2 separate regions of the Homo sapiens genome follow, and region 1 is linked to region 2. The links are chromatin contacts, found by Hi-C or POLR2A ChIA-PET in ENCODE. All regions are on one chromosome and are shown on one strand. Each heading gives the region's core, a stretch centred on a gene start or an enhancer-like site at or near the end of the contact. The rest is flanking DNA. Distances are from core to core; before and after follow the strand shown.

The links. Hi-C counts contacts between places; a loop is a spot of excess contacts on that map. ChIA-PET counts read pairs that join two places held with the same protein, here RNA polymerase II (POLR2A). Pooled maps may share reads with other maps.
Region 1: a map of PC-3 shows a loop between it and region 2 (2.3-fold over the local background). The contact joins two enhancer-like sites. A Hi-C loop is called at or near these places in 3 of 168 maps with a recorded cell type or tissue (MCF 10A, PC-3 and PC-9) and 6 of 50 pooled maps. POLR2A ChIA-PET finds 5 or more read pairs at or near these places in 8 of 52 experiments (BJ, GM12878, HepG2 and 5 more).

The regions. Positions count from the first base shown.
Region 1 is chr16:87,238,605-87,245,118 of GRCh38, reverse strand. No RefSeq gene overlaps it. Among named protein-coding and RNA genes, the nearest start is that of C16orf95, 76 kb to the left of the region's middle. RefSeq lists an enhancer at 2,371-2,872. Within about 2 kb of position 4,163, at least 2 of the 41 ENCODE cell types and tissues checked have a DNase peak (open chromatin) inside an H3K27ac peak, as active enhancers do; they include PC-3 and PC-9, where a contact is called at or near this core.
Region 2 is chr16:87,203,891-87,209,610 of GRCh38, reverse strand. No RefSeq gene overlaps it. Among named protein-coding and RNA genes, the nearest start is that of C16orf95, 110 kb to the left of the region's middle. Within about 2 kb of position 2,395, at least 8 of the 41 ENCODE cell types and tissues checked have a DNase peak (open chromatin) inside an H3K27ac peak, as active enhancers do; they include PC-3 and PC-9, where a contact is called at or near this core.

The DNA of each region.
Region 1 (6,514 bases), core at 2,914-5,413, 34 kb before region 2:
CAGTGATTTAAATTCCTGAGTCTCTCACATGGTTTGGTGGAATCAGGCACGTTGAAGAAGGAGGGCATGATACTCGAGAAAGAACCCTCAGCTTCGCAGCTTCCAAGCTGTGTGGCCGTTGAGAAGTTGCTTGCCCTCTCTGGGGCTTAGGCTCCTCATCTGAGAAATGGTGGAGCTGGAGTTGGTGCTCAGGGGTTTTCCAGTGCTGACATCCTGAGCGCAGAGGGATAAAGTGTACACAGGCTCAAGGTTAAGAATTAGAGATGTGCTTTGCTGCCTTTGTGTGGTGGTTAACCACCAGAGTAAGACAGGAGGTTTACGATGACAACTTTGTGATTTTCTAAAGGACTGGCCATTAACGAACATATTGGATTTCTTTTGCCAGCTTTTTTATGTGTGTGTGCATGGGGGAGTTCTTTTTGTAATTACTTTTGAGTTTTCCTTGCATTTGGCTATCTAGAATTGAGGGATTTTGTCACTTATTTTGGTTTGAGATCTGAGATAACAAGTATTTATTTTTCATATTTATTCTTTATCCATTTTCAGAAAAAAATGAAAATGTTTTACTTAAAAATACAAGGCATAAAAAGCATTAACCCAGAATAAAAGGCAAGTGAGAAGAGAGTAAAGTGGCAAAGACAGAAACTACATTAAAACATCTAGACTGAGGAGGCTGGGTGCGGTGGCTCATGCCTGTAATCCCAGCACTTTGGGAGGCTGAGGCGGGTGGATCATGAGGTCAGGAGTTTGAGACCAGCCTGGCTAACATGGTGAAACCCTGTCTCTACTAAAAATACAAAAATTAGCCCAGCGTGGTGGCGTGCATCTGTAATCCCAGCTACTTCGGAGGCTGAGGCAGGAGAATTGCTTGAACCTGGGAGGTGGAGGTTGCAGTGAGCTGAGATCGCGCCATTGCACTCCAGCCTGGGTGACAAGAGCAAGACTCTGTCACAAAAACAAAAAAAAAAACAACAACAAAACAAAACAAAACAAAACAAACTGAGGAAAGCTATAGCAATTAAAGACAAAATTTAGCTTTGCGCTTCCTAGCAGCCAAAGCAAAGAGTAAAAGTAGGAAAATGTTGCTCTTGACATTAAATGCAGGGAAGCAAAAATCCAGAAGAGGGTGATAGTCTTGGGTTGCTTCACCAATTGAGAGCCCTCAATAGTTCCTGGAACCTTCTCGCTCCCAGTGTGAAAGGAATATTTTTGTGGCAGTTCAGAATCTTTTGCTAAAGTTCAAATGCAAGAGGCTGAAAGTTGTTGACCTAGGTAGTCATTTCTTGACCTAGGTAGTCATTTCTTGACCTAGGTAGTCAAGAAACGTTAAAATTTGCTGCCAAAAGTGTAGATGATGTTTGTTCCAGGAATTAAGAGTTGATAAAAACAAGCTTTACTAAGAGAGGGCTCAGGAGACGGGGAAGCAAAAAAACTCTGTGGGCAAAGAGGCCTTGATTTGAGTGGCAGCTCTGCGGATCATCTTTGTGTCGTAGGGTCAGCCCTGCAGCCGCTGTGAGCCTCAGCTTCTTCATATGCAAAATAAGAAAGTTCAACCACGCTCCTTTGAGATCTCAAATAGGACGATTCTATGCATGGGTCTATAATGAGCATCAGAAGGGAGCTTTTTGTTGTTGTTGTTCTCTGCAAACAGACTTGCTGAGGACACAACCCCCATATAGCAGCGACCGCCTTCAGACCTTTGTGTCCTGCTCCCTAGAAAGTAAAATGGCCTACTTTTTATACCTCTTGAAAGAAAAGTGATCTTTTCTCATCATGTGGAATTTCCCAACTGAATCACATTTCTGTGATCCGAGGTGCACACACTTGGCTGCAGGTGAAATAACCCCATGTATTCTCAGGCCCCAACACAGCGATCCCAAGCCTGGAAGCTTGCAAAGATACTTCTCCAAGAAACTGTCCCTGGGCAGAAACGTTGCCACTTTCATTGGGGGAAAAATGGTTTCAAATATTGGCTTTTGTTTTTATGGAAAATGGTGAAAAATTTGAGGGAAAACCACAAAATCCTTTGCTTTTATTGAAACCACAAAAATTGATTAAATTTTTATTCTAAAAAAACTGTTTTTTTGCTGAGCACTGAACTTTCTTCTTTGAAAGGCTCTACTTTCCTTTCCTTTTTTTTTTTTTTTTTTTTTTGGAAATATCTCCTGAGAGCCTAATGAAAGGTCTTTCTGTTAGCTTGGCTGAGCCGAGCCCAGGCGTTCCGAAGCTCAAAACAGAAGTGTAGTTTTTGTGCCCAAACACAGCCTTGTGGGGATGTCTTCATGCACAGACCTCCAGACGCTGCTGAACTCTTCCCAAGCCCCCAGTGGGGCAGGAGCCTGTGAGGCTGTGAGCATTGCCTGGACAGCACCTGGGGCACTCACTATTGATGGCAACCTCAACCAAATCGGCTGGTTTGTCTTGTTGGGCATTGCCGCTGCCTCCTGAATAAATGGAAAACCATGTGCACAGTTTCTGCCTTCGCTAGCGAGGGCCTCGCAAGCTGACTTCATGAATTAATTGGTCCCCTGCCTGGTGGCTGGCTCGGACTGTCCCTGGGCAGGAGACAAGCTGTCTGTCCAGGGTGAAATCTGTCTTTCACTGCGTCCACAGTGGACACATCGCTAGCTCAGCCAGGGCACTGCTATATTCACAAGACATTTAATCTTTCTTAATAAAGGAAGCTGGAAGTTCTTCTGTGCCACGGGAGAGGGAGTTGGTTTCTGGCCACCAGAACAGATTTGGTCTTAAGGCAAGTTGGGAGGTGCAGGAACCAGAGGCCTCTTGGGTATCTTTGTGGAGTGTGGGGGGTCTAAATCAGCTCAGAGGCAGTCATTCAGACCTGGTGTGCAGAAGGGCCTGTTCGTGACCCAGAGGTCTCCATCTGTGTAGTGTTCCATCTACCCTGTCTCTATTTACTGATGTGTACTTTACCAAAGGGACCTTCCATTCCCGGCGCCAGACCCTTGGGCATTTGTTCCAATTGCTCACCGTCTCCTCCTGGCAGGTTCATTTGTCCTTCTGGGTTGTGGCTTCCCCTTCTGTGAAATGGGGATCATGAGAGCCCCTGCCACGTAGATTTATTGTGAGAGGTGAATGGAGCCATGGCCGGCATGTAGTAAGTATTATGTGCTATTATTTTAATGTTCTAGAAATCATTATTCCTACCCTTCCTGTTGAATCCAAGTTTTATTTTATTTTACAACTGAAAAGACAGCAAAGCAATAAAATTCAAGACAGATTTGAAGAAATAATTATCAATAATCTCCTACTATCCTGGTGCAACAATCAGATTGAACTTTTGCATTTTGCCTTAATACCGTTACTACCAATCAAGATCACCATAGTGTTGGAGTAAGTGCCATCGAGTGAGAGCTCCAGGTAAGCCTGGTAGCACGCAGCCCACTCACTGGCCCCGATGCTGGGAGATGTTCACTCCCTTTCCAGATGAGAGACCAAAGGTTTGGAAAGTTGAGCCAACCCAATGTCAACAGGCAGAGGTTGCAAGAATGTGATCCCTGATTTCAAGCTCTCCTTGTTTAACCACAATGCTACACAACTTCTGTTCCTCGTATAAGAGTTTTAAACGAATTGGGTTGCATTGTTTACAAGAAAAATCAGGGAGTTTGAGTCTGAAGCATTATTCTGATGTCTTCAAAGGAGGTGCAGAGCTGGAGAAGATTCAGTCCCTTGTCCCTCTAGGAAAATCTTTCAATCTCACGGAGGTCCAGCGGGAACAGAGCCAAGAGCACACCAGCTCTGGTGGATGTCTGTCCCCCGGCCAGCCCTGCGCGCACTGGCCCCCGACGCCATATCCAGAGCCCATGTCCAAAGTCCAGGAAAACGCCCCAGACTGCTTCCCTCCTTTTCCTTCTCGAGGTCACAAACACTGAAATGATCCACGGATACTGGATCTTTCCACAAAAGCTCACCCCTTCCCCATTCTGTCCTGGATTATTATTTTTCAAAACACAGCCTGCCCATTTGTCCGGGTAAGAAGAGTGCCTTTACAGGCAAAAACTACTCTCCTGTTGGCTGACCTGTCATTTCATTCACTTTTGAATTTAATGTAAATATTGCACGATCACGGGCTTGGGCGCAGTTCAGAGCAAATCTCTCTTTTGCTTCCTTATCTGATTATCTTTCAAGAAAACACGTCATTGTTCAGATTCAAGAATAACAAGTTTCCCCACAGCCAGCTCCTCACCTCTTCATTTTTGTCTGTCCTGCTTAGAATCCTATAATTACAGAAACATGTCTGTCAGCGATTTGTGCATCTGATAATCAGATTTTCTCTCGTTCCCAGCTCTTCCTCCATCCTCACCCCACCCCAGCCCATTCTGCCACATCTGGAGCAGTCCCCTGCCACTCCATGCCCAACTGACTCCTCAACTGTTTCCAGATCACATCTGTCTTTCCCGGTACCGGCTTCCTGACACGCTGGATCATAAATGAGTCAGACCCTAAATTCTGGTCATCTTGAATTCCTCTCTCGATAGACGATAACTGTGGAACAGAGCTATTGCCTCATTTCTTCTGGTCTGGTTTGGCCATGCTAAACTATACAGCTTTCAAAAGGTAAAATCAAGGCTCTTATGCAAGTATCAAATGGACACATTTAAGAGATTTTACATACATCATTTATAAGTGATTGACACATGAAAGCTGACTCAAAGGATGTGAAGCACAGGCATGAGGAAATCAGGAAGAACCAAAATGAATTCCTGAATAGGCACACACCTAGTTTATGCCTCTAGGGCTGAAGATGTAATGCTTGGAACCAAGTTTTCTACAGGGTGAATTAATTGTATCTCCATAGGGCAGACGTAATTTGGATTCCTAGGGGTGAGACTCATGCGTGTTACTCTCTGTGTTCTATAATGTCCAGAGTGGCTGACCAGCCTGCTCCAGCAGCGCACAGCTCTGCAGAACCAGATGACCCCGCAGGGCTTGCTAGACAATTCTCAGCATTCCAATTCATATCACTGGAATCAATAAAATTAACTGATTGAAATATCCACCGATACTTGATTCGATATCATTGGAATAAATAAAATTAATTGATTGAAGAATCCTTTGATACTTGATCGAATATTATCCGAATCAACAAAATTAATAAAATTAATTGATATTAATTGAGAAATCATTCCAATTGATATCCAATAACCTTTTTTTTGCCCACTTCAAACTGTTTTATAATTTTTCTTCACAGTCATTTTCTGTTTAAATCTATTCTGAGTATTCAGTTGAAAGAACCGCAGTTTCCAAACCTCATTTTAGGAGAAGCTTAGGAGAACACAGGCAGGCAAGGGGGGTGGGAGGGAAGTCACTCGTTCCAGGTAAAAAATGACACTTTTGCTCAGGAATTTGCTGGCTCAAAACCTTCCATTGTCCCCTCCTCCTTGCATGATAATTTCAGATTCTTCGCATGGCATTTAAGCTTCTCCACAACCTGGACGTGATATGTGTTTGATCCTCAAATACATTTGTTAAAATAATACTGGCAATGGCAAAACTTAAAGATTATGAAACCACATGAAATGAAGAGTAAAAGGCTCCCTCACTTCTGAAATCTCAGCCTGGACACAAGAAAAAAGAATAACTGGTTAATAATCATTTATTCTTGACTGAGGGTTGACTTGAAGTTTATCTGAAAATCAACTTAATGCATTTCATACAAACACCCATTTCTTCCCAGAAGGAAGTTGTGAATGACATCAGTTCTTTCCCAGGCCAGGTTTGGGGCAATTTTCCATTGTTCTCTCTAGAAAATTTCTGATGTATAAAATCATATTTATGTTTACATCTGTACTTACATAGTTTAATACATAAATAATATCATTCTACTTGTACCATTTTTTTCAATACTTTTAAAAAATGTTAACAACGGATCCTGAGTATTGTTAGTTATAAAATATATTTAATATATCTTAGAGCTTTCTCTGTATCAGCACAGACAAAGCTACTCATTCTGGAATACAGAATATTCCACTGTTTAGAGGTTCTTTAATTTATTTATTCCTCACAAATTCTTCCAGCCTAATCTCCAACTATACGGTTTCTCCCATTGAAGCCAGATAAATTCATCGGCTTTCCTTAAAAACACCTCATCCAGGCCCGGCACTGTGCTCTTGCCTGCAATCCCAGCACTTTGGGAAGCCAAGGCAGGCGGATCACTTGAGGTCAGTAGTTTGAGACCAGGCTGGCCAACATGGTGAAACTTCATCTCTACTAAAAACACAAAATAATTAGCCAGGCATGGTGGTGTGTGCCTGTAATCCCAGGTACTTGGGAGGCTGAGGCAGGAGAATTGCTTGAACCTGGGAGGTGGAGGTTGCAGTTAGCAGAGATCACACCACTGCACTCTAGCCTGGGTGACAGAGCGAGACTTTGTCTCACAAAAACCAAAACCAAAACCAAAAAAAAAAAAACCCACCTTATCCATTCCTGTGAATCTATCTTTCCATCCAATATTATTCTGCCTAATAGTAACATTCAAGATGCAGGCTCTGTT
Region 2 (5,720 bases), core at 1,146-3,645:
CATGTATGAGGTATTAACTGTAACTCCTGGACAAGTGGTTTAGCTTTCCCAAGACTTGTTCATACAATGGAAATGAAACCAGGCTTGCAGTACAGATATTGACTCACAATTTCTTTATTTTATTTTATTTTATTTTATCTTATTTTATTTTATTATACTTTCAGTTCTGGGGTACATGTGCAGAATGTGCAGGTTTGTTACATAGGCAGACATGTGCCACGGTGGTTTGCTGCACCCATAAACCCATCACCTACATTAGGTATTTCTCCTAATGCTATCCCTCCCCCAAGCCCCAACCCCCCGACAGGCCCCGGTGTGTGATGAGTCCTGCCCCGCGATGTCCATGTGTTCTCATTGTTCAGCTCCCACTTATGAGTGAGAACATGCAGTGCTTCCTTTTCTGTTCTTGTGTTAGTTTGCTGAGAATGATGATTTCCAGCTTCATCCATGTCCCTGCAAAGGACATGAACTCATCCTTTTTTATGGCTGCATAGTAGTCCATGGTATATAAGTGCCACATTTTCTTTATCCAGTCTATCACTGATGGGCATTTGGGTTGGTTCCAAGTCTTTGCTATTGTGAACAGTGCTGCAATAAACATACGTGTGCATATGTCTTTATGGATTTATAATCCTTTGGGTATATACCCAGTAATGGGATTGCTGGGTCAAATGGTATTTCTAGTTCTAGATCCTTGAGGAATCACCACACTGTCTTCCACAATGGTTGAACTAATTTACACTCCCACCAACAGTGTAAAAGCGTTCCTATTTCTCCACATCCTCTCCAGCATCTGTTGTTTCCTGACTTTTTAATGATCACCATTCTAACTGACAAAAAATGTCACATTTCTTTATATCCCTATAACAAAATTCAATCTGCTCTGAGCCTTTCACCTTGACTCACAGTTTCTAAGTCAGGTGTGCACAAATGTGTTTTTCCTTAATGGTAAATAATTAAACTGAACTCTTGAGGTTCCATTTTCACTCAGAGCTGTGAGACCAAATCTTTCTGTTCCAAGGACTTCAGTCATATCTGGTTGAAAATTCTGTGTCTTTTTTGGGTGGGGGTCAGTTTTTTTTCTGCACCCTTTCTCCTTCTCTTTTTGCTGGGGGATGTAAGTTCCTGCAGGGCTTATGCATCCTTCTAGCATGCAGGATGGGACCCCTGGTTTGTGTCTTTCTCTGTCCTTGTTGGTGTTTCCTAAATGTAATTGCTGAGGAGGTATTTTAAAAATTGAGGCGACATTCATATAAGTGTACAAAATTAGCCATTTTAAAGCACTCAATTTGGTGGATTTAGTACATTCACAGTGTCCCCCAGGACTTTGGTGACGCCCTTCCACATCAGGGTGGAGGAAGCAGTTGCTTCTGACTTAAGCGTCACTCTCTTTTCCTGACCTCTTGAGCAGTCACTAATTGGGGGTGGTACCACCCAAGGGCTGTTTGGAAATGCACAGGATGGTTTTGGTTGTCATAGTGACTGGAGGAGCTGCTGCATCTAGGCCCTGAGCCCAGGAGGGCAAACTGTCCTGCCACGAGTGTGGCAGCTCTGCAGGGTCAAGAACCATCTGGTGATGGCAGAGGTGCCTGGTAGAAACAATGTGGAATTTTATCTATAATGTCTGCCCTTTGCAGCAGACATCCACCCCTACCCCCACCACCGCAGGGTTCAACAGTGCCCTGGCCGAGAACTTGCAGTCTTCAGAAACAAAGCAGCCGCAAGACCTCTGGTCAGGCTCACGTTTCCCAGTCCCGTTAGAACTTCTCCTCTGCTGGCTTTTGCTGGCGTTTCTCCTCCATGCTGTTCAGATTCCTCAGGCTGTATAATTATTACCTCATTTGGAGGTTCAGGATCCAATTGTCTGAGCAAGAGAATTATAGTTATGCAACTTCCAGCCAATATGCGAATTTTCTCCAGTTTGCAAGGGGAGGAGCTCTCCCCTTTCCCCAGACATCAGCCAGTGCAGCAGAGTCATTTTACAATCTGCTGGGCCTGACTCCCATGGTTTGGGGGACATTTCTGTTCATCAGCACTGGGTTTAAGGTGAGGGCCGGGGGGCCGGGGAGCTGTGATGCTAATCACTCTCTTCTGCTTACTTTGTTTTGTTTGTTTTAAAAATGACAGGAACATTGACTTTCTTTTTGTTGTACATGTTAACACATGTGTAGATTTGTGCAGCCCTCATCACAGTCAGGACGCAAAGCGGTTTCATCACTCCAAAAACTCCCTCGGGCCATCCCTGTGAAGTTCCACCCTCCCCTCATCACTCACTCTTGGCGCCCACTAATCAGTTCTTCATCACAAGAATTTTGTCTCTTCCAGAATGCCTTATGAATGGAACCCTAAGGGTATGGAACCTTTTGAGCCTCACTTCTTCCACTCAGCGTAAGGCCTCTGATCCAGCCAGGTCATTGTGTGTAATTCACACTGATTCATCCTTCTTCTCTTTCTGAGTAATATTTCATTGTTTGGACGTACGACATTCTGTTTATCCATTCACCAGTTGAAGGACATTTGGGTTCCTTCCAGTGTGGGGTGATTTCGAATAAAGCTGCTACAAACATTTGTGTGCAGGTTTGTGTGTGAACATTTGTCTTTATTTCTCTTGGGTAAATACCTCGGAGCGAGATTGCCGGGTCCTATGGTAGGTATATATTTAACTTTAAAAAAAACTGCCAAACTTTTCTAATGTGGCTGCACCATTTTACACTGTGAGCAGCATATGACTGTTCCTGTTTCTTCCTTTCTTCACTGGCACTTGGCATTGTTGCATTTTTCGTTTTAACTGTTTTAGTGAGTGTGCGATGGGGTGTCATCATGGTCTTAATTTGCAATTCCCTGACGTCTAATGAGGGAGACTTCTTATGTTCTTACTCATCATCCATGTATCTTCCTTGATGAAGCAGCTGTTAAAGTCTCTTGTCCATTTTGAATTGGGTTATTTTTCTTCCTGTTGAGTTTTTAAAAACGTCTTTGCATATAATGGACATATAATGAACTGCACATATTTAGATCATACAGTTTGGTGCTTTGACATATGTAGTCACCTATGAAGCCATCACAGCCGTTCAGACAGTGAACATGCCATCACCTCCAAAGTGTCCTGGTGCCCTTTTGTCTTCTCTCTCACTCTCCCCCCCACCTCCTTCCTGGGCAACTTTTTTTTTTTTTTTTTTTTTTTTTGAGTCAGAGTCTTGCTCTGTCACCCAGGCTAGAGTGCAGCGGTGCAAGCTCGGCTCACTGCAACCTCCGCTTCCCGGGCTCAAGTGATTCTCCTGCCTCAGCCTCCTGAGTAGCTGGGACTACAGGTGCCCGCCACCATGCCTGGCTAATTTTTGTATTTTTAATAGAGACGGGGTTTCACCGTGTTGGCCAGGCTGGTCTTGAACTCTTGAGCTCAGGCAGTCCTCCCGTCTCAGCCTCCCAAAGTGTTGGGATTACAGGTGTGAGCCACTGCACCTGGCCTAAACTTCTTTTCTTTATAAATTACCCAGTCTCACATATTTCTTTCATAGCAATGCAAGAATGGACTAGCACAGTAGTATTCCCTTATTACCCCTTTAGTGTCTGAGGGTCTCATTGAATACTTTCTTGAATTTCTAATACTGATAATATATGCTTCTATTTTTCCTTGCCACTCTTGCTAGAATTTTATTAATTATTTTGAGTCAGCTTTTTGTTTCATTGATTTTTCTCTATTATTTTTCTCTTTTCAATCTCATCGGTTTCTGCTTTTCTTATTGATTTCCTTTGGCTCGACTGGCTGATTTTGCTCTGCTATTTATAATTTCTGCTATTTATAATTTCTGAAGGTGGAAGCTCAGATGATCAGGCTAAGTCCTTTCTTCTTTTCTAATGTAAGCATTTGATGATATAAATTTGTCTGCCAGCACTTGCTTTAGCTGAATTCCACAAATTTTATATCTTGTAGTTTCACCCTCATTCAATTAAAAATATTTTCTAACTTCCCTCCAGAGTTTCTGTTTGACCCATGAATAATTTAGAAGTGTTTTGTTTAGTTTCCAAGGTTTTGGAAATTTTTTTGTTATTTTTCTGTAACTGACTTCTGTTTTAATTTCATTATTATCAGAGACCATACTTTGTATTATTACAACTGTAATTCTCTTAAATTACTTTAATTTTTTTTAATTAGTTGAGGTTTTGTGTTATGAACTAGAAAAACAGCTTTGTAATTTTGTTTGTTTGTTTGTTTGTTTTTTAGAGATAAGGTCTTGCTCTGTTGCCCAGGCTGGAGTGCAGTGGTGCGATCATAGCTCACTGCAGCCTCAATCTCCTGGGCTTAAGCTACCCTCCTGCTTCAGCCCCCTGAGTAGCTGGGACCACAAGCAAGCACTACCACACCTGGCTAACTTTTAAATTTTTTGTAGAGACAGGATCTCACTATATTGCCCAGGCTGGTCTCAAACTCCTGGCCTCAAGTGATCCTCCTGCCTTGGCCTCCTAAAGTACTGAGATTAGGCTGGGTGTGGTAATTCACACCTGTAATCCTGAGGCCCCTATCTCTACAAAACATTTAAAAACTAGCCAAATGTGTTGGTGTGTGCTTGTAGTCCCAGCTACTTGGGAGGCTGAGGCAGGATGATTGCTTCAGCCCAGAGGTCGAGGCTGCAGTGAGCCGAGATTGCGCCACTGCACTCCAGCCTGAGTGACAGAACAAGACCTTATCGCCTTTGTCTCAAAAGAAAAAAAGTATTGGAATTACAGGTGTGGGCTACCATGCCCAGCCTTTGTGAATGTTCTATGTGTACTCAAAGAGAAGGTTTTTCTTTTTCTTCCTTTTTTGCTGTTGTTGGTGTGGTGTAAATGTAAATGACATCCAGTTGCTTGATGGGGCCATTCTGTTCATTTTTATCTTTGCTGACTTCCTATTTGTTCTCTGAATTACCTAGAGAATAAGATTGAAGTCTCCAACTATAATTGATCATTTGTCTGTTTCTTCTTTTGGTCCTATCAATTTTTGCTTCATTATTTTCCTGTTACATTGTTTTTCTTTGGCTGCTTTCAGGATTGTTTCTTGGTCTTTGCTTTCAGCATTTTGACTCTGATGTGTCTAGGCATGGGTTTCTTTGAGTATACCCTTTTATGGGATTCACTGAACTTTTTGAATTTGGAGGTTTTGCTTTTTGACAAATTCGAGACATTTCTTTCCTCTGATGTTTTTCTACCCTGCATTCTCTTTTTTCTCCATCTAGAATTCCTGTGATGTGGACGTCAGGCGTCTGGTACAGGTGCTTCAGTCTCTGTTCATTTGTTTTTTTTCTGGTTTTAAAATTTTGCTTCTTTTTCCCTTTGTTATTCAGGTTGGACGATTTCTATTAATTTATCCTCACATTTAATGACTCATTGCTCTGTTATCTTGATTTTGTTATTGAGCCCATCTGGTGACTTTTAAAATTTTGATTATCATATTGTTTAGTTCTAACAGTTCAGTTTGGTTTTTCTGTATATCTTCTCTTTCTTTACTTACACTTTCTATCTTTCCATTTGCTTTACCAGTGTTTGCTCTTGCTTCTTGGAGTATTTCTATAATAACTGCTTCGAAGACTTTTCTGATACTTCCTTATTATTATTATTATTATTATTATTATTTTATTATTTTATTTTTATTTTTGTTTTTTCGAGACGTAGTCTCACTCTGTTGCCCAGGCTGGAGTGCAGTGGTGTGATCTCGGCTCACTGCAACCTCCGCTTCCTGG